2 separate regions of the Homo sapiens genome follow, and region 2 is linked to region 1. The links are chromatin loops, found by intact Hi-C in ENCODE. Cell type or tissue: mammary epithelial cell. All regions are shown on one strand. Links, peaks and the distances in the headings refer to the core of each region. The heading gives the core; the rest is flanking DNA.

What was found. Hi-C counts contacts between places; a loop is a spot of excess contacts. Peaks named below come from ENCODE experiments on the same cell type or tissue, not always from the same donor. Only the 100,000 strongest peaks of a DNase experiment are listed, where the experiment ranks them.
Region 2: a loop joins it to region 1, with 8 times the contacts of the local background. A loop is called at or near these places in 4 of 110 quality-filtered maps.

What each region holds. Positions count from the first base shown.
Region 1 is chr15:101,354,141-101,363,079 of GRCh38, reverse strand. The region is part of intron 13 of PCSK6 (proprotein convertase subtilisin/kexin type 6); the gene reads left to right. Among named protein-coding and RNA genes, the nearest start is that of PCSK6-AS1, 24 kb to the right of the region's middle. RefSeq lists enhancers at 1-242, 2,089-3,032, 3,033-3,976, 4,921-5,864. In mammary epithelial cell, for the core only: no CTCF peak of the experiment used is centred there; DNase peaks (open chromatin) are centred at 3,309 and 3,949; H3K27ac peaks cover 1,537 bases.
Region 2 is chr15:101,632,394-101,641,332 of GRCh38, reverse strand. It overlaps a transcript of TM2D3 not described here. Among named protein-coding and RNA genes, the nearest start is that of TM2D3, 16 kb to the left of the region's middle. RefSeq lists a silencer at 1-50. In mammary epithelial cell, for the core only: no CTCF peak of the experiment used is centred there; a DNase peak (open chromatin) is centred at 3,532; H3K27ac peaks cover 535 bases.

The sequences.
Region 1 (8,939 bases), core at 501-8,500:
TCTCTGCTCCCCTTTATGGCAAAGCCGGCAGAACAAGCTGCCTGCCATGGCCATCACTGGCTCACTCCCAGCCCACTCCCATCCACTGCACAAAATACCGGGGCTCGTCAGGGTCCCCCACCGTTTCCACATTGCCCAAGCCTATGGTCCCATCTCTGTCCTCCCCAGGTTGTTAAAGCCAGGGTCTATGGTTCTAACAAACTAAGCACCCTCTCTGGGGACCACAGGGTGCAGTGGTTAAGACTGGGGGCTCAGGAGCCCTTCTACCTGGGGGTAGATGCTGGCTCTAACTCTTACAAATACCTGTGACCTTGGCAAGTCACTTAGCTTTTCTAGGCCTTGGTCTTCTTATCTAGAAAATGGGGATAGTACGCAAGTTACTGGGTTGCGGTGGGATGAAATCAGGTAAGACAGGCTGGATACCGAGAGCAGGGCCCGGCACACAGCGACGTTGGCAGCTCACCCCCTCTAGAAGTGCCCTCTTGCACAGCTGCAGTGATGCCACACCTGGGGGCCCTCTCCACCTCACAGGCTGCCCCTTGTGCATCTCGTTGGCTGATCCTCTCGCACATACCCCTGCACGCACTCCTGGGTCCTCTGCTCTTTGTTCCCATCCAGGGATCTCATCCAGCCCCGTGACACTGAGCACCTTGTACCTGCTGGTGGTGCCCAAAGCTGCCTCTCCCTGCCCTCTTGCACCCAGACCTGCTCTGCAGCAGCCTCCTGCTTCTGGGCATGGGTCTAACTGGCTCTGAGCTTGTGCACCTTAGACAAACTCCCAAACTGCCTCTTTCTTGCTTTCCACATTAATGTAAATAGCTTTGGGCTGGGCATGGTGGCTCATGCCTGTAATTCCAGCACTTTGGGAGGCCGAGGCGGGTGAATCACAAGGTCAGGAGATCGAGACCATCCTGGCCAACATGGTGAAACCCCATCTCTACTAACAATACAAAAAGTTAACCAGGCATGGTGGCGGGCACCTGTAGTCCCAGCTACTTGGGAGGCTGAGGGAAGAGAATGGTGTGAACCTGGGAGGTGGAGCTTGCAGTGAGCTGAGATTGCGCCACTGCACTCCAGCCTGGATGATAGAGCAAGACTCCAACTCAAAAAAAAAAAAAAAAAAGCTTCACCTTGCACTCCATTGCTTGGCCAAATCCCAGGAGTGAACCTTTAATTCTTCTTTGTCTCCTTCACCATCTGCTTCCAGAATATATCTCAGTCTGCCCACTGCCTCAGTTCAGTCCCCTATAGTGTCTTACCTCCTCATTCCACTGGCCCCCCTGCCTCAACCCCTACTGGCTAGAGCCACTCTCCACCCAGCATCCAATGATCCTTTTAAAATATAATTCAGAAAATGATGCACCCCTGCTAACTTTAATGACCTCCCACAGCTCTTAGAGCAAAACCCAAATCTCTTAGCCTGACCTGCACATCCTGCTAGCACCTCTCCACCGTGAATCATTTCCTGCGCCTCATCATTGACCTCCGTTCTGTTCCCCTAACATGCCTGGTCTTACCTCCATGGGGCCTTGGCACGTGCTGCTCCCTCCTTGGGGACAGCTGTCCCTAGGGCTTCCCATGGCTGCAGCTCAGACCTGGCCTCATGGAGGGGTCTTATCTGAATGCCTGTGGTGGATGTCCTACCCACTCTCCCACCTTACACTCCTACAGAAACATAAAGGCAGGGGATGAGAATGGGGAGGAATAAAAATTTGCTGAGATTCTGATTCCACATTTAGTGGGAGGGGTGATGGATTATGTCTTACTCTTAGCACTGATAGAGACATATAAACTCAAATATCTTCCTATAATAGAGAGATAATCAAGATTTAAAACAGGATGCCAACCTTCCAGATCACTAGAGGGAAATAAGAGTGAAGAGAAATTGATCAATATGCCAAAAAAAAAAAAAAAAGAGAGAGAAAGAACTATAGGCAAATTTGAATAGGGATACGGAAGTCTTAAATAAAACATTAGGAAGTGGAATTCATCAGTTTATTCAAAGAATACTCCCCTCCAAGAACACAGCCTTCACTCAACAGATACTTATTGAGCATTTACCAAGTTCTAAGCACTGGGGATGCACTGGTGAACAAAACAGATGCTAAGCTTACATTCTGGAAGGCAGAGGAGGCCGTGAAACAAGATTACCAGGCAGGAAGCTGTTGTCCATTAGATGATGAGAAGCTCTAAGGAGAAAAATGAAGCAGGGCAGGGTGACAAGGGCATTTCAGGGTGTACCGGGAAGGCCTCAGGGAAGGGACATTTGAGTAAAGCTCAAAGAAGATGAGGGGGTGAGCTCTGCAGACATCTGGGAAAAGGGCATTCCAAGCAAAGCGTTCAGGGGATGCTGAGGCCCCCGGGCAGGAGTGTGCCTGGTGTGTTCCAGGGGATGCTAAGGCCCCCGGGCAGGAGTGTGCCTGGTGTGTTCCAGGGGATGCTAAGGCCCCTGGGCAGGAGTGTGCCTGGTGTGTTCCAGGGGATGCTAAGGCCCCCGGGCAGGAGTGTGCCTGGTGTGTTCCAGGGGATGCTAAGGCCCCCGGGCAGGAGTGTGTCTGGTGTGTTCCAGGGGATGCTAAGGCCCCCGGGCAGGAGTGTGTCTGGTGTGTTCCAGGCACAGCAGAGAGGCCCCCGAGGCTGCAGGGGGCAGTGGGAAGAGGAGCAGAATAGGACAGGACCAGGCATTGAGAGCATAGGGACCAGATCGCACTGGGCTTTGTCAGCCCTCACAGGGACTTGGTTGGAAGTCACTGAGAGATTTTAGGCAGAGGACAGAGGTGATCTGAACTTCTGTGTTAATAGGCTGACAGCTGGTCAGAATAGACGGAAGTGAGGGTGGGAGAGGAACAAAGGCGGGGAAGCCAGTTAGAAGGTCATTGCAATATCAGGTGAAGGTGACTCCGACGGGGCAGCATCAGTGGAGTGTATGAAGCAGTCAGATTCTGAAAGCAGGGTCGAGAGATGTGTAGATGGATCAGATGTGGGCTGTGAGAGGAGAGAGGGGGCATGGATGACTTCAGAGTTTTTGTCCTGCACAGTAGAAGAATGGAGTCCTAGTTTCCTAGATCTGGAACATTGCAGGGGGGGAAGATGCTGGAGAGAAGATCAGGAGCTTGGATTTGGGTGGGTTAAATCAAAGATACTTACACAAGTCCAGGCAGAGATATGTACCTGGAGGTGAGAGGGAAGACTGAGCTAGAAATCCAAATTCGGATTAGGTATATTAAGTATCGTCAGCCTTTCAAGCTGTATGAGCAATGGAAGGAGATCTGTTTATATAACAGTGATTCACACGTTTGGAGCCTGTTGCGTGTGGGTGCTGAGCGAGCTTTAGGCTTGCAGTGGTGCACAGCACGGAACCGCATGCCCTGCACACCTGTGCACCTGCCACACTGCTTCCTGCCCAGCCAGATGCTGCCATATCAGCTCCCTGCTTGCTGCCTGCATGGCACTCAGCAGCTCTGGCCTTGGCCTTAGCACTGATGGGCTTGCCATCTGCAGCCTTCCTTCCTTCCGGTCCTGCTGTGCCCTGAGAGCCTCCTGCTGCATGGTGTATGATAGGTGCCCAATAGGTGTTGGCGGATTAATTAGTCCAGTTGGAACCCTCTGTAACCACCACATGACCAGATGCTCTGTGTGCTACAGAGGACACAGGATTAGTGGATACAAGAAATACTTCCTGAGGGTAGCCCCAAATGAAGTCTTGACACAGGTCGATCTCCACCCCTCAGCGTGGGTAGAAACTGGATCTTTGCTTTCAGAAGGTTGAGACGGGTGCAGAATAAACACCTTGTGGTACCTTCCAGCTCTGACCTTCTAGGGCCTACTGGAATTTGGGGGGCGGGGACACATTCTCCAGTGTCATCACAGAGAGTATGCACATTCCTGCAAGGGCGTCTGGAGTCAGTTCATTCCATGCAAGCTTTACCCTGTAGACAACTGCCACTCCTGAATGTGGTCCAGAAACAGCAAGTACAGGCATGCGTCCTGCCACAGCTGACGCACGGCAAGCCCTCCCTGCTGTGTGTGGGGAGGACGGGCGCCTTCCTGTCACCCACAGGCTCTGTGCATCCTCCCCAAGCACAGTGAGAGCTAGCCTGGGAGCCTGGGTCCCACCAGCATCTCTCCACAGTGGAAATCCATGTGGCCCTCACATGGGACACTGCAGTTGCAACTGAGTCTCCCCAACCTGCCCTGCTCACTTCATTCCAGGGCCAGCCTCTGAGCTTGTTGTTCAGCATGGCGGCTGGATCCTCCCAGGGTGAGGGAAGGGAGTGATGGAGTGAAGCCAAAAGGGGTCAGAGGGGCTCAAACAAAGGCCAAGCGGCCCTTTCCAGGTTGGCGTATGGGCCCAGTGCTTTTGAGGTTGATCCAGGATAAGCCCTCTTCAGCCTCCAGATGAATGGTACCTCTTCCGGCTGTTCCTGAAATGTCAAAATGGGAGGTCTGCGTATCCTAACAGACATGTCTCCGATGCATTTTGCAGAGGTCCTGCCATGTGCCAGATGCTATGCCAGTGCTCGGGCACAGAGAGGCTCCAAGACACAGTTCCTGCCCCTGAGGAGCCCACAGGCTAGTTGGGAACATTTCGGATTTCAGGAACCAATAGTACCATGCACAAGGGCCCAAGGGCCACCAGTGACCCAGAGGAGTGCCCCAAGTTCAGTGGAGCAAACAGGGATTTCCGGCTGAAAGAAACAAGGAAGGGCTTGTGAGGAAGGGTCTGCCTAAGGCCAGATTCTCAGGAGTTCCCCAGTGTCACTTTGTTTTTTTTTATCTTAGTAGCATAGAAAATACAGGCCATTAGGAGATGGCGACTGCCCCAAGGGTACGGCTGTCCTTTTGTAGAATGAAGTGCCAGGCATTGCCCACATATGACCTGCCTTACTCCGCCTACCCCCAGGGGTGAGACTTCTCAGGGCTGGCCTTGCTCCCCAGGCCCTGGGAGGGACCACAGAGGGGCTCAGCAGTGACGAGCCAGGCTTCCCCACCCGATCCACTGGGCAAGCGACGGGGATGTCAGGCCGAGACAGTCCTCAGCGATGACCTGCCCTAACTCCCCTCCTTCCAGGGGCAGGTCTGGGCCCTTCCATGAGTGCAGAGCAGAGGTGGGAGCTTCCTGGCCAGGCCGACATAAGGAAAGGGCCTGCTGCCTCTGGGAGGATGCTCTGGTGCCCACAGAAGGCGTCAGTGTGGATGGGGGCCTGCAGTGGACGGGCATTGAGGTGTGGAGGAGAGTCTGAGAAGATCTCTATCAACCACCAGAGAGCCAGGAAGCACCCCCTAGGAGGAAGGGTGAAAATCCGTGTCTACCCAGAGCTCACCAAGGCACTGGTTATGCTGTGCCCAAAGACCCGGGACCCAACGTAGGCATTGTTCGCAATAAGACCTACCCCCAGAGCATGCCTGTGAGGCCACGCCAGGTGGGCAGGACGGCCGCTGGCCGAGGCTTCTCATCAGTGCATGGGTGGAGAGGGAAGCCCAGCCTGCCTGCACGCTATGACGCTATTGTGTACACAGGGAGGCAGGACCAGCCCCAGCACTGAATGTTCAGGTCAAGCTGATAGTGCCTGTTGGGGACCTCAGCCTGGGAAGGTGACAGAGAAGACCTAGGTTGCCCTCTAGCTCCAGGATTCAGAGCTCTAGAGGCCGGGAAAATGCAGGGCTGGTCAGCCAGGAAAATGCAGGTCTGGTCAGCATCGTCAGCATCGAGTCAGCTGCCTGTCAGCCTCGTCGATGCCGAGGTATGAACTGATCTCAAATGGGCAGGATCTTCCACTCCCTGGTTGTCTGGTGAGGGTGGCCTGTGAGTGCACAGTCACCACCAGCCTCAGTGCCAGGCACAGTGCAGCACACACACACGCGTAGACCAGAAAAGCAGGCAGTCCTCACTTCTCTACAGGCATTCCAAGAACCTGTGCTTGGGGCAGGGTGCTTCGTTTCTGTGGTGTTCATTTCAATCTCCTGCAAATCTCTGCAAGTTAATTGCTTTAAAAGAAAATGAAAAGAAAAAAACTGCTCCAATGGTGTTCTGTGTAAAAGTGCTTTAAAATCTATGCTAAGACCCAGGATTTATGAAGTAATTAAGTGATCTGACTGATGCGCTAGCTCCAATAATACCTCCTGTCAGATTGAACGTGGCTTAGGTAATTAGTTTTAAAGCCATTTTTAAAGGTTGAGTAGCACATCAGTCATCCATTTTCCTCTTCAGTTCCCAGGCCAAGGATCTGGGTCCTCCCAGGATCACTCTCTTCCAGGAGGCAATTTAGGAATGGAATCGAGTGTGAATCCTGCTTTGCAGTCTTGCAGCATTTGCAGATACTAACAGCTCTTCATTTATTCCTGCACACCTATATTATTTATTTATTTATTTATTTATTTATTTATTTATTTATTTATTTTGAGACAGTCTCGCTCTGTTGCCCAGGCTGGAGTGCAACGGCGCAATCTCGGCTCACTGCAACCTCTGCCTCCCAGGTTTAAGCGATTCTTCTGCCTCAGCCTCCCAAGTAGCTGGGATTACAGGCATCTGCCACCACATCTGGCTAATTTTTTTTTTTTTTTTTTTTTTTTTGTAGTTTTAGTAGAGACAGGGTTTTGCCATGTTGGCCGGGCTGGTCTTGAACTCCTGACCTCAGGTGATCTGCCCACCTCGGCCTCCGAAAGTGCTGCAATTACAGGGTGAGCCACTGCACCCAGCCCAGCACACCTTTATTGAACTCTACTTAGCTCCAGATTTGGGAACACTAGGACCTTGCCCCTGCAGTGCACAGTGTGGGTGTGGAAGAGGGGGCAGCTTCCACCGTGGGTGAGCTTGCTACTCCAGCCGTTACGCACAGAGCCTGCAAGGCTACGAACGGAGCTGGCAACGGTGCAGGCAGAGCTGGGGCGATGGCTCGTCCTGCAGAACATCTGTCGGAGAAGTTTGGCTGCATTTAAGAGAGTTGCCATCCAAAATGCCCGAGATTTTAAGTTTGGACCCAGAATGCAGAAAGTGTCTATTCTCTGAGAAACATGTATGCTTCATTCTCCCACGTCAGACATCAGACAGGCCTGGGGTTGGATCCTCCTGCCTCCGCTTTTCCTGTCTCTCTGGCCTCTGCGCTGGGTCTCCTCTCCTGTAAGATAGGGCTGTGCAGAAGTGAGACCCAGACCAAGTCACTGAAGAGAGGAGCCTTCCCAGCCCGCCCTTCTTGCCTCGGAGCCTACGTTGGTGGTTGCACCTGAACGACAAGGCAGAGCCTGTGCACCTGCCAAGGTCAGGCCAGCCTCCCCACCCAGGGCCACATCCCGCTCGGCACCCTCAGGTGCAGGAAGGTCCCTGCACCTCCTCATGACCTGGGGCCCCCATGGGCATGCCGGATGCATGCAAAGTGCTCTGCAGGAATCGAGCTTGGCTTTGTCAGCACTAAGGGGCATCTGCATGGTGTTCTCCTGTTCATGCAGCACACACTTACCTTGTCTGCACACCTGCCCCATGCCGGGTCTGCTGGGTAGGCATGGGTGTGAGGGGTGTTTCCTTGTTCTTCACTTCTTCCACCCCAAGAGCCCAGCTGAGTGTGCCCTGCAGGCAGTTTGACCAGGGCTATGTACAGGGCCCAAACTTTACTGAGTTGGCCTAGCCCTCCCTTTGTAACCAGGAGCCTACCTAAGGTGCTGGGGCACCTCCCACAGTCTTCCCCTGCCAGGGAGAATTGTGAGACATCAATGTCTAAATAGAAAAAATAATCAGGCATGCTTTCCAATCTTCTCTCTATAATTGACACCATGTATCTTATTTCATGGTTCCAAAGGGTTTTACGTACTTGGTATTCACATAGTAATAAATAGACTGTCTGAGACAATTGATGGCACTTTAAAAAATCCTGTGTCACTCTTGAACTCTGAGAATTCACTTTCTCCCTGATTAAAATTTCTTTTTTCTCTGATCTTTCATCTGTTTCCAAAAGAGCAGCAACCCACATGTGCTGTGTTTTTCCAGATTATTTCAACAGCATTATTTCCAGATTCCCACCAATCTAGGAAAGAAGTCCAATTTATCAAAAGAACGAGAGAGGAATAGGATGATGATTAGCACCTACGTGTTCTCCAGCAGGCACTGGGTGCTATTTTATCTCGCTGTTACAAATCAGTATAGAATCAGGGTAGATGATAATAAGGAATTAAAGTTTCAGGAAAAGTTATTCTTGCTAGTGATGCATATCATGGTATTTACAAATGAAGACATGACCACGATGCCTATGATTTGTGCTTTAAACTATTCCAGAGGGTGGGGGTGAGGAGTGGGAGAGTAGGAAGAGGGTGGGCGAAACCAGATTGAGAAAAGGTTGGGGATTCTTGGGACTGTGTGATGGGGCACGGGGACTCATTGTACTGTTTTCTCCATTTTATGTTTATTTGAGAATTTCCATTACGTGAAGAGTTTTTAAAAGCACATGTATGGGAAACATTTCTTCCGAAGAGGTCAGAATGCAAGACTGTCTGAGAGATTTACATGGCACAAGTAAATTTAACGATGTAAAGATTTCATTGCTTTACAGCAAATACACTTCAGTTCTTCACTTGTGAGGAGTAAATGCTCAATGTGCCGTGGGACACGTAGAGACAGGGATTTTACACTTTGTTTAAAGTGTAAAAAGACACGTAGTTTCTTTTACGTTTGACTGAAGGTGCTCTAGACAGTTACTGGACGTGTGTATGGGAGTGTGTGCTTGGGTGTATATATGTGTGCATGTGTGAGGGAGAGTATTGTGTATAAGTATGTATGTGTGTATGTGGGCTTGTATGTATCTGTGTGTCCATGTGCATGTCTATGTGGATATGTATGTGTGTATATGTGGGCATTAGGTATATGTGTATACTTGTACATGTATCTGTGTGTGTGTGCATGTGGATATGTGGGTGTGTGTATGTGTGTGGTGCATATTGGCTTATGCTTC
Region 2 (8,939 bases), core at 466-8,465, 280 kb before region 1:
TTGCTTCCCCATTCTAGTTCCAGAAACAGAAAAAAAAACTGGTTTTGTTTTGTTTTGTTTACGAGGAACTTGTCACAGAGCATGAGCAGTTCTTCAGGATGGGAGTAACCCGGTTTATGTGGACCTTTCTTTCTGAGAGCAAAGACACACTTTTTGTATCCGTTAAACTGTTGATTGAGCAGGTGTTTCTTTAGAAGACGATCTTTTCTTCAAGAAGTAGCCCCTTTGCTAACTATAATAAAAATGTCTCCTGAGTCTCCTTATGTAGCTCTGTGTAGAAGAGAATCTAATACTTCCCTGTTGAGCAACCATGCAAGGTGGAACCAGGGAGTCGGTGGGAAGTTAGTAGGAAGTATGCATTGCCCTTGGTGGAAATAGGTAACAGCATCCTTGATTAACCATTTTTGTGGCTCTGGGGCCTGAATTAGATAATGAAGCTGCAGTGTCTGAGAGTAAAGCTCAAAGATTCAGAATCCATGAAAGGAGGCATAAATGAACTTGTTCCCAAATCCTAAAAAGTTTGCACAAGGGCATAGCCCTTGGAACCTGAAGGATGTAAGCCAGTCAGGAATGCTTCAGATCAAGGACTTTGATAGAGCTGATGGCCTGAGACAGAACTAGCAGGAAATACGAAGAGATTTTCAAATAGTACAAACAAATTTATGAACGATGAACTCATACACAGCCCCAAAAAGAAACTGCAAAGTAAAACTATACTTTCAAAGGGCACTAGGGAGTGTGGGTGCAATCTCTTGTAGCAAATCCCATGGGCCTCTGCTGGCAGCAAAATGCCATGTTGGAGTCTGACCTTCAGGTTCTATTCCTCTGCTGTCTTAGATTTTCAGGATTGCTATAACAATACCATAAACGGCGTGGCTTAACAACAGAAATTTATTTCTTAAGAGTTCTGGAAGCTAGAAAGTCCAAGATGAAGGTGCTGGTAAATTTGGTATCTGGTGAGGGCCTTCTTCCTCATAACATCTTCTCACATCCTCACATGGTAGAGGCAGGGAAGATCTCTCTGGGGCCTCTTCTATAAGGGCACTAATCCCAATCCTGAGAGCTCCACCCTCATGACCTGATCACCTCCCAAAGGTCCCACCTCCTGATACCATCATTACAGTGGTGAGGATTTCCACATGTGAATTTGGGGTGGAAAAGACACAAATACTCAGTCCATCATGTGTGAGCTATGGGCTCTGACCCAGGGATATGATTAGATAGCCATCCTGTTCACACAGGTTGGGAACCATATCAGTCAACCATCCTCTATTGATAGTTCTCTAGACACTCAGAATTTATCACTGCAGCAGGCCATCTGTCATGATTTCCCCTTAAGAATCTCTACCTTGCTTTGTCAGCTCTCTTCCATTTACCCCAGTAATGCCTCACGGGAAGGTGCTGGGTTATTTATGTCTACCCCCTCCATTGTCCCTAGAACAATGCCGTGCACACAGAGGCTCTCATTTATTTGCTGAGTTAATGCCACGGGTGTCCTCAAGGTTTTGAAGGGACTGTGTACAATTCCAGGGACTGGCAGTTGAGGTGGCTGCAAGGAGATAATATATAGAAATTGGCTTCAAGTAAATATTTGTCTGTAACACCATGTTGATCTGATTTCTGCAAATTGCTGAGGAACAACTGGTTTATGGTGCGTATAAAAAGATTTTTTCAAAGATCTTATGCTTCAAGATTTTAAAATGTAAAAATACCTTCTCTATGCCACACAACTTCATTTCTCTGTACTTTTTTTTTAATGCCTTATGCCAGACTTGCATTTATTTTGGGCATATATCATCAGCTACGGAATATGCAAATGATTTTAATTCATCCTGTAAGCAATGAGTGGAAAATGAGCTGTACCTGATGCAGCTTCTCAAATACAACATTGAAAAAGCCTGAAAATGAAGGCACTACATAAGTAGAATATGCATAAAAAGGAAAAAAAAAAACACCCAGGAAAAATGGAGGCAGATTCCTCCGCTCCTGCTCTAAAGCTTCCCCTCTGTTCTGCCCTTTTGGTAGAGTATGAAGTGTCACATGAATGTTAGGGGGTAGACACATTTTTTAAACTTTTATTGTATATACATCGTATGCGTTTCTTTCATGGTAAGAGCACTTAAAATCTACTCTTAGCAAATTTATAATATGATAACTGTAGTGATGCTATGCACTAGACCTATTGGTTAATTTTGTAACCTAGGCAAATTTGATTTAAATTCTTTTAAATGTATTGAAATTGTCTTCCATAAACACAACACTTTTATGCAAAATACGCTTTGATGGAGACACGTGGACATAATTTACTAAGGCTCCACGAAGGCAGGGCTCTGGTTCTCTGCTGTAGCTCAGCTCTGAGAGCCCTGCCGGCCATGCAGCAGGTGCACAGTGACTAGGAGTTTGATGAATGAGTAAGGAGGAATTGCTGGGAGTAAGCTAAACACCTAAAAGTATTGCTGAGAATTTTTAAAGTGGTAGAGTGCAGCTGGATTGCAGCATCTCCCTTCTCAAATACTTAAATGATAAACACACTGTAGGAAAAGCCAGCACCTCCTTCCTGCCCAAAACCAGCAAACAAATGAAAACTCCACAGCGAACAAGCAAAAGGATACAGCCAAATGCCAAAAACGTCAAAAAATTGTGAATACAGGGAAAAAAAATTATTGCTCAGGTGTGTAAGATTACTCCCGCAAATGGCCCTGCTGGCGCAACAAAACTCAGAAAGTCTCACTGGAGGCCAGACGTGGTGGCTCACACCTGCAATCCCAGCACTTTGAGAGTCCGAGGCGGGCAGATCACCTGAGGCTAGGAGTTCGAGACCAGCCTGGCCAACATGGTGAAACCCCCGTCTCTACTAAAAATACAAAACAATTAGGTGGGCGTGGTGGCAGGTGCCTGTAATCCCAGCTACTCAGGAGGCTGAGGCAGGAGAATTGCTTGAACCTGGGAGGCAGAGGCTGCTGTGAGCCGAGATCATACCATTGCACTCCAGCCTGGGCAACAAGAGCGAAACTCTGTCTCCAAAAAAAAAAAAGGTGGGGGGGTCTCACTGGTGAGGAAAAACAGGTTAATTCGGAGAAAGAGAGGTATCTATATCTTTCTCCTGTTACTGCTGGGGGAAGTGAAAAGGGCTGCTGGGAAGAGACCAGTGAGAGAGGGCTCGTGAACAAACAGGAGGGACTCTGATGGGTTCAGGGGTTCCCTGCTGAACCAGATAAAGGATCCAAAGCCTGGGGTGACCCCCAGGGGTCATTGCATCATTCCCTGGGGAGGAAACTTTGATTCAGGACATTTAGAAAATCCTAGTCAAGAAACCAGAGACCAGATATTCTAGCAAAGATATAGTCTCAGCTGAGCTTTTCCCTGCCTCACTCCTAGCTATCAGGGCACGGAATGTAGAATAGAACACAAAATACAACTTGCAAAATGCTCGAAGAGAAAACCAAGGGAATTTGTTCACATATTATGAAGTTGTCCTTTTACATGAGAACAAAATGAAATGACTCACCACCCACTAGAATGACTATAATAAAAGGCATTCTTAACCTGCCTGCGCAACGTAGTTACGCCTGTCTCTAAAAAAAATAAATAAAAATAAGCAGGTGTGCGCCTGTGGTCCCAGCTACTTGGGAAGCTGAGGTGGGAGCGATCTTTGAGCCCAGGAGGTGGAGTTACAGTTAGCTACTGAGGACTAAACTCTGACCTTTTTTCCCTCTTGCCCAAATTCCTATCTAAGGGGCTGGGGAGTTGCACCTTATAAAATCTCAAAGCAGTTTTATTTAACCCTATGTGATGTGGCTTACTTTCCAACCTGACTCTGGCATAACATCACATGACAGATAAATCAAAATATTTTAACCCCAAATATGTTTCTTTGCCATATCTTGAAATGGCCCCGCATAGCTGTCTCTTGGAAAAATCTACATTCTGCAAAGAATCCCCTTCCCTTTCAGGTCTTTTCCCTGACACAGCAGAGAATCAGTCACAAATCTGGCACCTTTTTCAGTCTAAGAAACATTTCCAATCTATTCTCTCTGAAGCTCGCAATCTGGAGGCTTCATCTGCATGATAAGAACCTTGGTCTCCACAATCCCTTATCATAACCCAGACACTCCCCTCTGTTGATTAGAGGTCTTTAGACAATAACACTTTCAACCAATTGCCAATTAGAAAATCCTTGAATCTACCCATGATCTGGAAGCCCCTGCTTCGAGCTGTCCTGCCTTTCCAGATGGAACCAGTCTGCATCTTACATGTATTGACTGGTGTCTTATGTCTCCCTAAAATGTATAAATTCAAGCTGTAGCCGGACCACACCGGGCACATGTTCTTAGGACCTCTTGATACTGTGCCTCACTCATATTTGGTTCGGAATAAATCTCTTCAAATATTTTACAGAGTTGGACTCTTCATCGACACTGTGACCACACCACTGCACTCCAGCCTGAGCCACAGAGCGAGACACTGTCTCTAAAAAATAAAAGAAAAAGAAAACACAATAACAAGTATTGATGAGAATGTGGAGAAATTGGAACCTTCATATATTGCTGGTGGGGATGTAAAGTGATGTAGCTGCCCAGGAAAACAGTCTGGCAATTTGTGAAAATGTTAAACATAGAGTTACCATGTGACTTGGGGAATCTTCTAGGTATACACCCAAGAGAAGTGGAGATATGTTGTGAAAGTTGTCAGCACCAAAATGGGGTCACTTAGGTCAAACCCTAGCAAAATGAATCCGGGAGGCCCTGAAGGAGGAGTACTCACGCACATGTACCTATGATAAGAACTATTACAAGGACTCCCTGGAAACCATAAACACTCCATGTTAAGCTGCTGCTGTGAAGACATCTCCCCAGCAACAGCCAGCGTGACCAATGAGGAGCTATGAGCTTCAACAGTCAAGAGTTTTTGTTTCAAACCAGCTTACATGACTTTCTCCTTTTTGTCTTTATAAAAGTTTGCCTTGACCCCAGCATCTTTGGGTGTTTCTTGGTTCATTGTGGCATGGGTATCTTGGATTGCAATCCCCCACCAATCCCAGATAAACTCCTTTGGAGAGCCTATCTGTCTATTGTTATTTTAGGTTTTAGGACATACACTAAAAAACTCGTTTACAGCACCATTATTCATAGTAAAAAAGTGGAAACAACCCAAATGTCCCACTGATGAATAATACATAAACAAAATGTAGTTCATTCATATAATGGAATACTATTTCATCACATAAAGGAATGAAGTACTGATACACACCATAAGGTGAATAAACCTCAAAAACACGGTGCTAAGGGAAGAAAGCCAGTTACACTTTAAGCTGGTAACCTTTACAGCATATAAATTACTTCTTAATAAAGCGGTCTTAAAAAAAAAGAAACGGCTCAGTAACCACACATACATATGATAGAAGGGGAACGAGAGAACCCAGATGAAAGGAAAGACAGGAAGAAACACAGTCTGCGAAAGAAAGATGAAGAGTTCATCTTGAGGAAAATATAATCCAAGAAACACAGGAAAAGCCCCTGCGAAAACTCTGTACTATAGAACACTTAAGCGTATTTCTTCATTCAGCGAAAGTACTGAGCCCCTATGTGGCATGCACCCTCCTGAGCCCTGGGGATTTAGCACTAAGCTAAGTTCTTCCTTTCATGAAGCATGTCATATTCTTGTGCACAAAAATATAAGCACAAAGAGATGATTCCACTGAACCCCCGCCCCTCCCCATCAAGCAGGGAACGTTGATTTGTCCACACTGGAATAGATGCTTACTTTGAACACGGATTCGCCTTCTCTAGCTTTATTCACTGTTTCACACAAGATTGCTTCTGATCAAAGAATTTATTTCACAGTAAAAGAAATGTGGCACCAAAAGTGAGTTCATGCTGAGAAAGTGGAAAATGGCCCTGATAGTAGCCAGGCTGTGATTTTAATCACTAAATATAAAAAATGCTCACAGATTGCAAACAGTATTCCTTTTTTCTCCCTAGTTTCTTAAGGTAGATGCTTGGGTCACTAATTTGAGACATTTCTCCTTTTCTAATATAAGTATTATAAGTAATGCTATAAATTTCCGTCTGAACTTTGAGAACATTTCACAAATTCTATTATGTATAATTTAAAATATTTTATAATTTCACTTTTGAATTCCTTTTGGTCAAAAGATTTATATTATTATTATTGAGACAGGGTCTTGCTCTGTCACCCAAGCTGGAGTGCAGAGGCACGATCTCAGTTCACTGCAATCTCCACCTCCCAGGCTCAAGAGATTCTCCCACCTTAGCCTCCCGGGTAGCTGGGACCACAGGTCTGCATCACCATGGTGGGCTAATTTTTAAATTTTTTTCTAGAGGTAGGGTCCCACTATGTTGCCCAGGCTTGTCTTGAACCCTTGGGCTCAAGTGAGCCTCCTGCCTTGGCCTCCCAAACTGCTGGGATTACAGGCATAAGCCACTGCACCTGGCCCAAAAGATAATTTTTAAATAAAGCATTTAAAGATAATTGTTTAAATGAGTTATTGGTCTTAAAAATGTCCTCAAAGACATTTTCAAGATATATTTTTGTACTTAGTTTGTAGCTGGTTTTCACTGTGGTAAGAGAATAAAATTTGTATTATTTTAGTTATTTTAAATTTGTTGATTTGCTTTATGGCTCACATACGGTCTATCATGCTGAATGTTACATGTGCACTTGAAAATAATGTGTATTCCACTGGTCCAGGTCATGTGTTTTATCAGTGACGATTAGGTCAATTTGCTTGATAGTATTTTTCAGCATTTTTCTATCTTTGCCAATATTCCGTGTTCTTATTCTGTCAATTACTGACAGAGAAATGTTGCAGTCTCCAACTCTAATGGTGGCTTTCTGTATTTCTCTTTTCAGTTTTTTGTTTGTTTGTTTGTTTGTTTGAGATGGAGTCTTGCTCTGTCGCCCAGGCTGGAGTGCAGTGCTGCGATCTCGGCTCACTGCAACCTCCACCTCCCAGGCTCAAGCAATTCTCCTGCCTCAGCCTCCTGAGTAGCTGGGATTACAGGCATGCACCACCACACCTGGCTAATTTTTGTATTTTTAGTAGAGACGGTGTTTTGCCATGTTAGCCAGGCTGGTCTTGAACTCCTGGCCTCAAGTAATCCACCTGCTTCGGCCTCCCAAAGTGCTGGGATTACAGGCATGAGTCCCCATGCCTGGCCCAGACTGGACATTTCTATTGATATGCTTTTGAGTTCATCGATTTTTCGTTCCTCTATCATCTCTTGTCCACTACTGAGGCAGCCCAGTGAGTTTTTAATTTCAATTATTATATTTTTTGTTACATAATTTCCCTTGGTACCTTTTTATATCTTCTATTTATTTTCTACTTTCTATTTGTATTAAGAGTGTTAGTAATTGCTCAGTGAGGCATTTTCATGATAGTTGCTTTAAAATTCTTGTCAGGTAATCCCAATGTCTGAGTCTTCTCAACGCTGGCACCTTTTGATCATCTCTTCTCAATCAAGTTGTGAATGTCCTGGTTCTTGGTATATGGATTTTTTATTGTCTCCTGGACATGTTGGATATTATGTCATAAGAACTAATTGTTTTTTCTTTTAAATTCTTCTTCTTTTTGGGTATAGTCTGCAGGCCCAGGTGGGGCTTCATGTTCAGCTCACTGTTGGACTTCATTGACATCACCCTGAAAAAGGTGGATTTTTGAGGAGCGTGAGAAGAAGAGCATGAGAAGTGCTGAATTACACTGTGTTGTTGCAGATGAGCGTCCCTAACCACAGCAGTCCTTGAAGAAGAAAGATGGTCTGATAGGAACTGCTTATTCAGGAACACATTGCAAAATCTGTGGGTGTCCTTCGGGATCTGAGGGCCTCACTCCTACAACTGCAAGGAATTGAATTCTTCTAACAGTGTGATGAGGTTGGAAGAAGACTCCAAGATCCAGAAAGGAACACAGTCCCACCAACACCTGTGTTGTAACCTGGTGACACCCTGAAACAGAGAATCCAGCTAAGCGATGCCCAAAATATTCATCCACAACGTGTTGTTTTAAGCTTCCAAGTTTCTAGTAATTTGTTATAAAGCAATAGAAAAGTAATATATCCTTTCCGAGGCTCATCTTCATTCCAAACGTTCCACATTTCCTTCTGTTATCATTTATTTTCTGTCGGAATTACTTCCTCCAGCAAAAAAATTTTTAAGGCAGTTCTGCTGGTAACAAATTTTCTTAGATTTTCTTCATCTGAGAATATCTTTATTTCACCCTCATACTTGAAAGTTAGTTTTGCCAAACATAGAATTCTGGGTGACAGTTTTTCTTTTTCTTTCAGCACTTGAAAAGTCTTATGACACGTCCTTCTGGCCTTCATGATTTCTGCTGAAAAATATGCTGTCATTTGAATAGTTTTAATGCTGTAGGTAATAATTGTTTTCTGGCTGTTTCTAAAAGTTTTAAATTTGTCTTTAGTTTTCAGATGTTTTATTGTTATGTATTTGGGCATGGATTTATTTGGATTTATCCTGCTTGGAGTTTGCTCAATCTCTTAAATTTGTCAACTTATGTCTTTTGCCCAATTTGGGAAATTTTCAATCATTTTTTCTTCAGATATTTTTGGGCACCACACTCTCTTTTCCATTGAGTCTCTGATCACATTAATTTTAGATTGTTATCGTCCCACGTGTTTGTGAGATTCTATTCATTTTAAAGTCTTATTTTCTCCTTATTTAGGATAATTTATATTGATCTAGCCTCAGATTCATTGTTTCTAATGTTGTCTCCACCTGCTATTCAACCCATTCAGTGACAGCTTCTTTTTATTCACATATTTTATTTTTCAGTTCTAAATTTTGTGGTAAGTTTTCTTTTTTTTTTTTAAGAAAATTTTTTTTTTATTATACTTTAAGTTTTAGGGTACATTTGCACCTTGTGCAGGTTAGTTACATATGTATACATGTGCCATGCT